Regions from separate parts of the Mus musculus genome. Here region 1 is linked to region 2. Evidence: chromatin loops called from intact Hi-C (ENCODE). Cell type or tissue: heart. All regions are shown on one strand. Each heading gives the region's core, and the rest is flanking DNA. Links, peaks and the distances in the headings are about the cores only. Region 1 has its middle 53 kb from the start of Gm39084. Region 2 holds the start of Tnrc6a (trinucleotide repeat containing 6a).

Region 1 (5,381 bases), core at 332-5,331, 78 kb before region 2:
AGAACAACTCTAGGAGCTTGTCCTCTGATCTCTGCACATGTGCCCATCTCTGCCTCTTAACCTCTCTAGTGCTGAGTGTTCAGGTGTGTGCCACCATGGCAACTTCTTATGTGGATTCTGGGGCTGAACTGAGGTCTACTTGCTCATGCAACGAGGGTTCTATTAGCTGAGCCATCTCCTTAGCTCCAGACTTTATCTTTTAAGTCAGTGTTTCTAAAATGGAATCAACCAACGTGTCTGTAAAAGCGACCCACAGATTTGCAGTTTCTGTGGCAAAAGTAGTGAAAAAGTCACCTGCTTAAGCATTTCATAAGTCTGAAATGGCCAAGGAAATAAAGATTTACTGCATACTGCTGTTAATTGGGTGTACGATGGTCAGTCTTTAACAGGTTATAGCTAGAATTCAGTTAGTAGAACACAGTCTGTCTCAGCCCTATCATTTGCATACCATTGTTTATTCGTGTAAAATTTGCTTTTTGTTACTACTATGTTGTGTTGTGACTCCGATTAACAAAAATAGATTAATGACTAAAATGTGGTTCACTGGAGTGTAAGAGCAATGATAAAAATAGTTCCAGCCATTGCTGCAGAGGCTTAATGAGAGAACAGGACTTCCAGATCATCTGTGGTGCGATGAATTCACCAGCGTGGCTGGTGGGGAAAGTGTGAATGGGAAAGGCGGCTGTGGAGATCTGGAAATTGGATTTCACTGAACAAGAGATTGCCTGCACCGGATCTTCCATTAGCAACTTTGTCAGGTTGCTGCGTGACTCGGCCAGAGATTTCACATCATTTCCAAAATGGAATTACCTGGGCGACCAACCAGTGTTCTTCAGCCACATGCAATATAAACTGGGGTTGGATCTCAGTGGTCGAGAGCTTCCCTGACTCATGTGATCACAGCTGTGGGGGTCTGTCCCTGGACTTGAAAGAAAAAGTGTTGAGTTCCTAGTTTAGTAATCACTCAACTTTAAAACACAATTTAATTAATTGAGTTTATTTTTTATTGCATATTTATTTGTTTTGTGTGTGTGTGTGTGTGTGTGTGTGTGTGTGTGCACATGCACACGTGCGCATACATATGCCACAATGCCCATGCAGAGGTCAGAGCATAACCTGAGGGAGTTTTCTCTCCTTCTACTATGCGGGTCTCAGAGATTAACTTAGGACTCCCTTGGTGGCAAGTGTCTTTACCTGCTGAGTCATCTCATGGTTCTCATTTTCATTTTTACTGAAGAAACAACAGTAGAAAGCCAGGGCATGGTGGGCACAGTGGGCTTGGTGGGCACGGTGACAGAAGCCTTTGATTCTAATACTCTGAAGCAGCAGCAAGCAGGCTTTTTATGAGTTCTAGGCCAGTCAGGGCTGCATAGTGAATTCTTTGTCTCAAAACAAAATATCCAGCAGTGCTGGGCAGGATTTGGGTGGGGGATGGCTCAGTGGATAAAGCATTTGCTGTAAAGCTTGAGGACAGAGTTCACATCTCCAGAGACCTCCCTCCCCCTCCCCCAAGCCAGATGCAGTGAACAAGCGTCTGCCCTCCAAGTCTTCCTATGGTGACAGAAGACACTGGCCAGTGAGCCTGCCTTACACAGCAATGAGCACCCAGCAAGAGACCATGCCTCAAGCAGACACCTGCAGTTGCCCTCTGACCTCCACATGGACGCCATGGCAAACGCATACCCACCTTCGCACACTGTACACACACATACCCTACACAAAGTTGATGGTAAACAAAATGCTAAGAGAATCCATACACTGATACAGATGTCATCCCAGCACTCAGGAGGGGAAAGTCAGAGGATTGGCAGTTGCAGCCTAGCCTGGACTACAGAGGTGAACCCAGTCTTAAAGAACCAAAGTCAAAGCAAACCAACAATAACAACAACAACAAAAAACAGCTGGGAGAGAAAGCAAGTGCAGAGTTAGGGTTATCTACAGCAGATGCCCAACAAACATGGGCGTACACCACCAGCCAACATTGTGTCCTCTGTGAGTCGCCACTGGTAGAGAAAAATCACATTTCATGTAAAGCATATGTGAGAAAGACATAGAGGGGGCCTGGTGGCACAGGTCTCCAATCCCAACTATTTGGAAGACTAAAGCAGAAAAGCTACAAGTACAAAGGCCAGATGAGTGGCAGAGTGAGCTCAAGGCAAGCCTGGCAACGTAGTAAGAGCCTATCTCAAAATTAAAAGCACAAACAACAGTTGAGCTTACAGCGCAGTAGAGCACTTTCCCAGCCTGGAGGAGACTCAGTTCTCAGTGCTGAGGGAAGAAAAAGGAAATGTGACCGTTCTGAGGTGTAGCAGTCACCAGAAGCAAAGCCCAAAGGCTTTTTTTTTTCCTATTTTTTTTTCTATTTTTTATGTAATCTATTGGGTTTTTGAGAAATGCATTCTAGAGCCAGAGAGATGGCTTAGTGATCAAGAGCACTGGCTCTCCCCCCCCAGAACTCGGTTTGATTCCCAGCACCCGTATTCCCACTCACAAAGACCTATAATTCCAGTGCCAGGGAATTTGACACCCTCTTCTGGCCCATTCTGGTACTGCATGCATACAGTGCAACACACATACACACACACACACATACAAATAAATATTGGGCTGAAGAGATGGTTCAGCCTTTAAAGGCTAGGCTCACAACCAAAAATATGAAAATAAATATATTGAAGAAGAAGCGTATTGAGAGGCTTCTGAGGGAGGACAGTCAATTTAGTTTACATATCTTGACAGTGTTGCAAAGCAACACAACCCGCTGAAGGAACAAGGATGTGCTTGTTGGTGTCTGAAGAATGGCAAGGATGGACATCCCAAGACTCACTCAGGAGTCAGAGCTCAGATGTAGGAGGACCGGCAACGTGCTTTACACGTTTCCCAGTGCACACAGGGAAAATGGGGTCCTCTTACTAAAAAGTATTAAGACTTTCCAGACGAGGGCCAGAGAGCATTGAACCAAGCATGGGGCCTTCATTAACACAAAGCCCTCTGCAAACCCAAAGGTCATGTGGTTTTAGCCGAGTTCACTTTGGGGCAGAGTTGGTTAAGACAACTGAACAGTTCAACTCCAATCCACATGTTGGCCATGTGCTGAAACATCTTCATTTGTTAAAGCATAGGGGCACAGACATGCAAGCACTTTTCAAATCTCTGCATGGTGGGTTGGGGAGATGCCTGGGAGGGCAAGAGCACTTACTCTGCAAGCATGAGGGCATGACTTTGAATCCCAGCACCCATGTTAAAAAGCCAGCTACGGGGCTGGTGAGATGGCTCAGTGGGTAAGAGCACCCGACTGTTCTTCCGAAGGTCCAGAGTTCAAATCCCAGCAACCACATGGTGGCTCACAGCCATCTGTAACAAGATCTGACTCCCTCTTCTGGAGTGTCTGAAGACAGCTACAGTGTACTTACATATAATAAATAGGTAAATCTTAAAAAAAAAAAAAAAAAAAAAAAAAAAGCCAGCTACGGCTGAATGTGTCTGTAACTTCAGAACTGAGAGGCAGAGTCGGGGGGGGGGGGGGGGAGCCCGAGAACTTGTTGGCAAGCCACTGTGGCCTAATGGCAATCTGGCTCAGTGAGATTCTGTTTCAAGGCAATACCACCCAGAGCAATAGAACACACAGACCTTCCAACACCCTGCTTTGGCCTCCAAATGCAGACACAAGGGCATGCACACTCAAATGCTCGCACCATACATATACAACACACAGCATCTCTGGATGGCTGAATTTGCTGGCATCTCACTGGGCCTCAGCAGGCCACATGACCGGTAGCTCAGGGAGTGGATAGGTGTTAAAAACAAAGGGCAGAAATACACGGATCCCCCGATCTCACTCCACTACTCAGAAACAGACACGTCTGAGTGCTGAGCTGCCTGGTGCTTTGCTTGCTAGAGATGGTTTCGGTTAACAGTCCGCAGCCTGATTTGAAGCAGGCATTGACGATGGTGAAGATTGTTAGCACTGCCTCCTCCCCAGAGGGTGTTCCTTTTCCAAGTATCCTGTGAAGCACCCGGTGGTGTGACTCATGCTTTTTCAACACCAACGCACATTAGCTGTCCAGTGGGGACAATACTCATAAGAATAATCGAAAGGAAAGAGGTGTTACAATTTCTGTATAGCATTAACAATGCCAAAGAAATCACAGGCCTGGCCCTTGTCTTTGTCAGAGGTGGGAAGAAATGTTATCTCTGATTTCAAGTGGTGTGTCAACACGCTGTGGTCAGCGGCTTGGAGGGACAGACTGGCATAATAGGACATTCAGTACTGAGGATAAGACACCAGGAAATTGAACTCATTGCAGGAGGAGGCTTTGGCAGCCGGGTGAACACTTTCCAAACACTCAGCTTCTTTGTTCTTTGGTAAAGAAAAGACACATTATTTAATGTATTAGGGCATGTACTTAAGAGCTGTACAAAATACCAGGAAATGTGAAGAAGGTCTTTCCAGTGATGAACCCAAACAAAATTAACTAGAAACTTATTTGCAGCTAGCCACCTGCCTAGTTAAAACATCTAACCTTTCAGCTTTGGAGTGAGGTGTGTCCTTAGCTGCTAATGAAAAGCTAAGTCTTCCATGGAACCTCACCATTATTTCTTGGTCAGTGTGGAACCAACTGTTGGGGTCATCAAACATTTGCTGCCTTATTTAAAAGCAAATAGTTGTTAATACATTCTAATTTAATAGAAAAAAATGGGATCTGTCATTAGCCCAGACATAGGCACAGAGATAAAGACAAAGGTAGGTAGAAACAGATGTACACATACACACACAACACACACACACATATGCATTCACATGCATTCAGGTGCACATGTGGGGGGATGTGCACGCACATGTGTGTGCATGTGTACAGAGGCCAGAGGCTAGCATCTGGTGTCTTCCTCGTTCACTTCCTTATTCACCACCTTACATACTGAGACAAAGTCTCTCAATCCCAAAGCTCACTGATTGGCTAGTCTAGCTAGCTGGCTTGCTCTGAGGAACCTCTGTCTCTGCCTGCCAGATGGTAGGACTATGCAAAGGTTACCATATGCACCTGACATTACATAGGTGTTGTAGAGCCACATCCCACCCCTCATACATGCTCAGCAAGCACTTTACCCAATGAACCACCTCCCAAGGCCTAAATAAAAAAATTTTAAAGATTTTAAAATGTATTTTATTTTTATGTGCACGTGTGTGCACCACATGTATGCAGGTACCTGCGGAAACCATATGAGGCCATCAGTTACAAGCAGTGGGCAAGCTGCCTGAAATGGACTAGGTATCAAGGCAAAAAGTACAGTGATCATTCTTAGCCACTGGCTATCTCCACAGCCCTATATATAAAATGATTTGAGATTTGTTTTCTTATCGTTTTTAATTGTATGTAGACATG
Region 2 (5,381 bases), core at 153-5,152:
AATGAAGCACACAGCTGGGATCTGTCTCTGCAGCTTCAATCAGCTGCACGCAGAAAACCTGTAGGACAACACTGCATCTGTGCTGGCTGGCCACAGACTTCCTTGTCATTCTTCCCCTGTTCTCTGCTCTAGAGCAATGGTGTGTGCAGCGTGATTAGTTTAGTGTGAGGTGTAACTCACTAGACCCTGGTATGCCAGTCTCTGTGTGGGACATAGACCTCTACATGTAATGTAGTCTTCTGAGCATTTACACACTGAATGGCATTGTTACTTTCTCCTTTACAGTGTGTGTGTATACATATATATTTGAAATGATATTTGGTAGAATGATTATATATAGTGGATTCGATTATCAGTGATCACTATTTTGGGATGGCAATGGATTGTATCGATGCACAAACCCACACACACACATATAATCTTAATCACTTATTGCTTACATGACTTTGGGAAAATTAATCACACCTGTTGGCACAGGGGGTGTGTAATACTCCTACCTCAGTGGGAGGTACAAAGACAACAATTAGTGTCTAATTAATCTTTGTATAAGGTACTTAGAATAGTTTGGGATAACATTCACTACGCACTGGAGAAATCCTAATTAGATGAAGTAAATACACTCTTTCCAGTAAAGTATCTACGTGTTCATGTGTCCAAGTTCTTTCTATTTATTAATGTGTAGACTTTCTAAAGTTTAAAGATAAAGGATGGGGATATCGGTCAGTGGTATAGTGTTTACTTAGCAGACATTTTTGCTATACTCAGCATTGCAAAAAATTATTTACGTGTATGAGTGTTTTGCCAGTGTATATATATATATCATATACGTGCCAGGTGCTGAGGAGGCCAGAAGACATTGGGTATCCTGGAACTTGAGTTATAGACAGTTGTAAACCACCATGTGGGTGTTGGGAACTGAACTTAGATTCTCTGGAAGAGCGGCCAGTGCTCTTCTGACTACTGAGCTCTTTTTTACAGCCTCAGTTGTGGTTTTGATAGAGGAAAAAGTAATCATTACCTTCCAAAATTATAATTTGTGAATTAGTCTAATCACTTAACCTTGGTAAGGCAAGGAATATAGAGTAGAGAAGATGGGTGTTGAGGTAATCACAGGAATTGGGCAGAAACAAAGGCAAAACATTATAGGAAAGATTCTGTCTTAATTTGCCTTCTATCACTGTGATGAACACCATACTGACAAGCAAATTGGGGAGGAGAGGGTTTATCAGCTTACAGTTCATAGTTCATCATATAGGAAAATCAGAGCAGGAACTCAAGGCAAGAACCTAGAGGCAGAAACTAAAGCAGAGACATAGAGGAGTGTGCTGCTTACTGGCTTGCTCCCCATGGCTTGTAGCATGCTTTCTCATACAACCTGGGATGGCCTCTAAAGAGCTTCCATATCAACTATTAATCAAGAAAATGCCTATAGAGTTGCCTACAGCAATTTGATGGGGGCATTTTCTCAGATGACTCCATCTTGTATCAGTTTAACAAAGAACCTAACCAAAGTTGATCCTGTGTGTGTGTGTGTGTGTGTGTGTGTGTGTGTGTGTGTGTGTGTTATAGATCACTAGAACTCAGGAGAGAGAGATAGGCAGATTTCTGAGTTTGAGTCCAGTCTGGCCTACATAGGCTAGCCAAGGATATAGAGTAAGACCCCCATCTCAAATAAATTAAAATGTAAAAATTACTAGCATTTATTTGTTATTCTTCATTTTGCAATTTGTAATTTTTTTCCAAAAAATGTTTATAGGGTGTTCATAAAATTAAGAACACCAAAAGAAGAAAAATGCAAAACAGACGTTAACATGCTGGCTAGTTCCTTTCTGGGCATTCATCCACTCATTAGCTAACTACAACACACATTTCTCCTAGAGCAGAAGCAGACAATCACAGAGCTTGTTTCATGGGAGAGACTGGAGCAGGTTTAAACCAGTTAAAGGACTTAGAATAGAAAAGGGCAAAAGAAGGTTGTCTGCAGAGCGAGTTTTCTGAGAAAGTAAAAGGGAGTAGATTTTAAGTAGAGGAGAAATGTGCAGATTACTAGCATTATATGCACCGAATATGTATGTACCTATGTGCATTATAATATCTTAATGCATTATATTGCAGCATCCCCCTTTGGGTATGTATCTTATTGTATTTACAATCAGGTATGTGTCTATATTGTAATTTAAGAAAATAATTGTAATAATTGTATCTTCATGTATTATATTACTGTATCTTATTTTATCTACATGTAGACTTACATACTTTACCTACAGACATGTATCTTACAGTGTTCACATGTAAGAATTTTTGGGTGTTCACATGTCTTTCTGAGAACTAGTATGGCATCTGCGTTTCCATTCTTTTATTGTAACCAAGACCCCAGGTATTGCAAGTAGCTGCGTTTAATGCCACCTCATAGCATTAGATGTCGTAGCTGGCTACAGTTATTCAACCTTTCCTGTGCATTTGAGTTAATATCTTGATTGTGAAGTACTTAAAAGTGATACCCAAATGGTTATTTCTTGAGCAGAGAAATTCGTGCAAGTGGAATTGCTGAGTCAAGGGTGTGTAAAAATTTGAGGCACAAAAATAAAAAAAATGAAACTTCTGGGATGCATTCTTCACCTGGGAAGAGGCACAAATCGAGAGGTTAAATAAATGTGGCTGAAGGTCAAAAGTAATTAGATGTGGGTGAATTTAAAAAACGGCGCGGGCTAGTCTGGCAGCGGCAGGGGTGGAATTTGCGGTTTGCTGGATTTTTTTTTTTTTTTTTTTTTTAAAGGCGTGTTTCTGTAAGGGAGGGGCCGGGCCGAGGGGAAGGAAACTTGTGTCGCAGTAAAGAAGGAGGAGGGGATGGTCCGAGGCAAGCCCGAGCCAGCCTCGGCGAAAAAGGCCGCGCTCCGCTCTTGCCAGGCCCCAGAGCCGCTCGTGGGGAACCTCGGAGTTCCCCGACAGCTCCGGCGAAGTCCTGGACGCGTCAGACAGTTGTCAAGTGGCTGCCTCGTCCGGCAGGCCTAGTTGCTAGGACCTCCATCTTGGGGCTCCCGGGCCACGGCGCCCCCGGAAGGGGTTGCGAGTGGGGCATTCACTTCCGGTCTGGGGCCTGCGGCGGCAGCGGTGGCGGCGGCGGCGGCGGCGGCAGCGGGACGGTGTAGAAAATGGCGCTGGTGCAGCGGCTCGGGCCTGTCCCCGCGGCGCTGCGGAGGGCTTGAGGCTCGCGAGCCTCGTTCCCCGCGCCTCACGCGCTAGTGCACTTTACACACATGAGGTGAGCGGACCGGAGGGGAGGCTCGCTCGGGGGGCCAGGAGCCAGCCTCCGGCGCTGCCGCAGGACCCCCTCGGGCTGATGGGCGGCGGCGCGGGGCAGTCCCCGGGGGGACGCGGGCGTGGGCGGGAGTCCCGGGCGGTCCGGGAAGCTTGGTCCGGCGCGGGCTACGGCTCTGGGCTCGGTCGCCCTGGGCTCGGCGGCCCGCAGCGCTGCAGCCCGCAGCCCCGCCCCTCCCCCACCGCGCGGGCGCTCTGCCGCAGCAGCTCCGTTTTCACGCGCATCCCCTCCCCCCGTTTTTTTTTTTTTTTTGTGTTTGTTTTTGTTTGCTATTTCAGAGAATTGGAAGCTAAAGCTACCAAAGACGTAGAGAGAAATCTTAGCAGGTAAGATGGGCGAGCCTTCGGTCTCCCGCCCCTTTATAATCGTGTGTTTCCACTCTGCTTCGCTCTTCCTGGGTTTACGGACCCCCCCCCCCCAACCTCCACCCCCACCCCCCAACCCCGTGTCATTTGCTTTCGCACTCACGGAACAGACATTCGGGAGAAACGGCCTCAGGGAATATTGCATGGGGGGGGCATTGCAGGGAGACGCGTAATTACGAGTGTGTTCGTTCTTAAAAAGAAAAGCAAAAGGCAGTTCTTGTAAACTTAGTTAAAGCATTCTCACCCTTTTAGAATTTAATTAGGGGACTTGTGCATTAATTACTATTGTAAATGGTTGCAGGCATTGTGTGACTCATGATTGAGGCGGCCCTTATGGCGGGCTGTCAAACTGTTTTGGCTTCCCCGTTATTACTTTGTAGCTAAATTGTTGCCTTTATAAAAAGATACTATGTGTTCACATTTTTTCCTCTCTGTCTCTGCACATTGTAGTCAGGCGGATTCTGTTGCATTGGAAACAGTTTTGTCCTTGAACTTCATGAAGCATAAACTGCGTTTTGTTTTCCTTTGAAACTACATTTTAGTCTGTGTTCAGTGTGTGCTCTTTTTATCAGTTGGGAAAGTAATTAAAAATTGTTACCAGTAAGTGATTATCACTTCTGCTGGGTCTGAGTGCTTTTGCACTGGTAACTGGTAAGCATCAAATACTACCTCAAAAGAGAAGTGGGGTTTTTTTTTGTTTGTTTGTTTGGTTAGGTTTTGTTTGTTTGTTTGTTTTTTTGTCTCCTACCCCGAAGTAATGCATTTCTGGAAAACGTTTAGTTCTATTGAGCTGTAATTTCTAAATTATCAGAGAATTGTACTATACTTGACCCGTTTTCAGATCCACGTTTAAACAGACTTTTCCTTTACCTATTTGTTTTTGCATCATATTTAGACACTCAGAAACTTACAGATTAATACAGTAAAAACAACTTCCATTTGTTTTAGGTCTTAATATGGCTTACGTTTGTTTACTGGAAGTTCTAGGCTTATGTTGGGGTTATTAGCACACTTGTAATTGCACAAGTATTTTTCACCATGTAGAATTAATTGTTCCAAATTTCTGGCTTTTTGATTTTATAAATGTTAATCTGTTGGGGTGACTGTTACAGAATCTGTTCTCTTGGCAAAGAAACAGTATTGGCTTACCCATTAAGGGGTTTTTCTGGAACTCTAAATAATTATGGAATCATTTAAAGGGACCTTAAGAGCTGATACCAGTGGCTAAATGTCAGCTGGATGTTTAAACAAGTTATATTGTGAAAAGCAGGAAAGAAAGAATAAGATACAGAACCGAACGAAATAGATTGAATTATTGAGATGTAATTTTTAGTAATAGTATAGGTTTTGGATCTTTTTCTCCTTTCAATTTTTCTGTGAGGGTACCTAGAATTTAGGTAAACATTGTAACACAAGCATGATTTTCCACTTCATTATGATTGGACAGAACTTGGAATCTCTTCTCTTGGCCTCGTTTGAATTCCAGCTCTGCCACTTAAAATGACCTTGACTCTTGGCAGGTCACTTAGCCTCTGTCTAATCTATGAAACGAGAGGCTTGGGCCATCTTAGTTACTAAGGTCTGTTAGACCCCCTTAGGTCAGTGTCCACAGAGGGCATGTACAATTAGGTGGGAGAGCTCTCATATATACTTAAATAACGGTGGTACAAGGTAGTTGATGGAAGGGTCGAGAGGAG

What was found. Peaks named below come from ENCODE experiments on the same cell type or tissue, not always from the same donor. Only the 100,000 strongest peaks of a DNase experiment are listed, where the experiment ranks them.
Region 1: it touches region 2 in a loop (2.6-fold over the local background); 8 of 42 quality-filtered maps call a loop at or near these places.

What each region holds. Positions count from the first base shown.
Region 1 is chr7:123,042,802-123,048,182 of GRCm38, forward strand. It overlaps a transcript of Tnrc6a not described here. Among named protein-coding and RNA genes, the nearest start is that of Gm39084, 53 kb to the right of the region's middle. In heart, for the core only: a CTCF peak has its summit at 2,538 (motif pointing left); DNase peaks (open chromatin) are centred at 3,890 and 4,020; H3K4me3 peaks cover 1,056 bases; H3K27ac peaks cover 782 bases; H3K27me3 peaks cover 905 bases.
Region 2 is chr7:123,121,071-123,126,451 of GRCm38, forward strand. Tnrc6a (trinucleotide repeat containing 6a) reads left to right here and starts at 2,815. Exons shown (of 24, transcript NM_144925.3): 1 at 2,815-3,262; 2 at 3,598-3,645. The coding sequence starts at 3,258. In heart, for the core only: no CTCF peak of the experiment used is centred there; a DNase peak (open chromatin) is centred at 3,061; H3K4me3 peaks cover 2,639 bases; H3K27ac peaks cover 1,946 bases.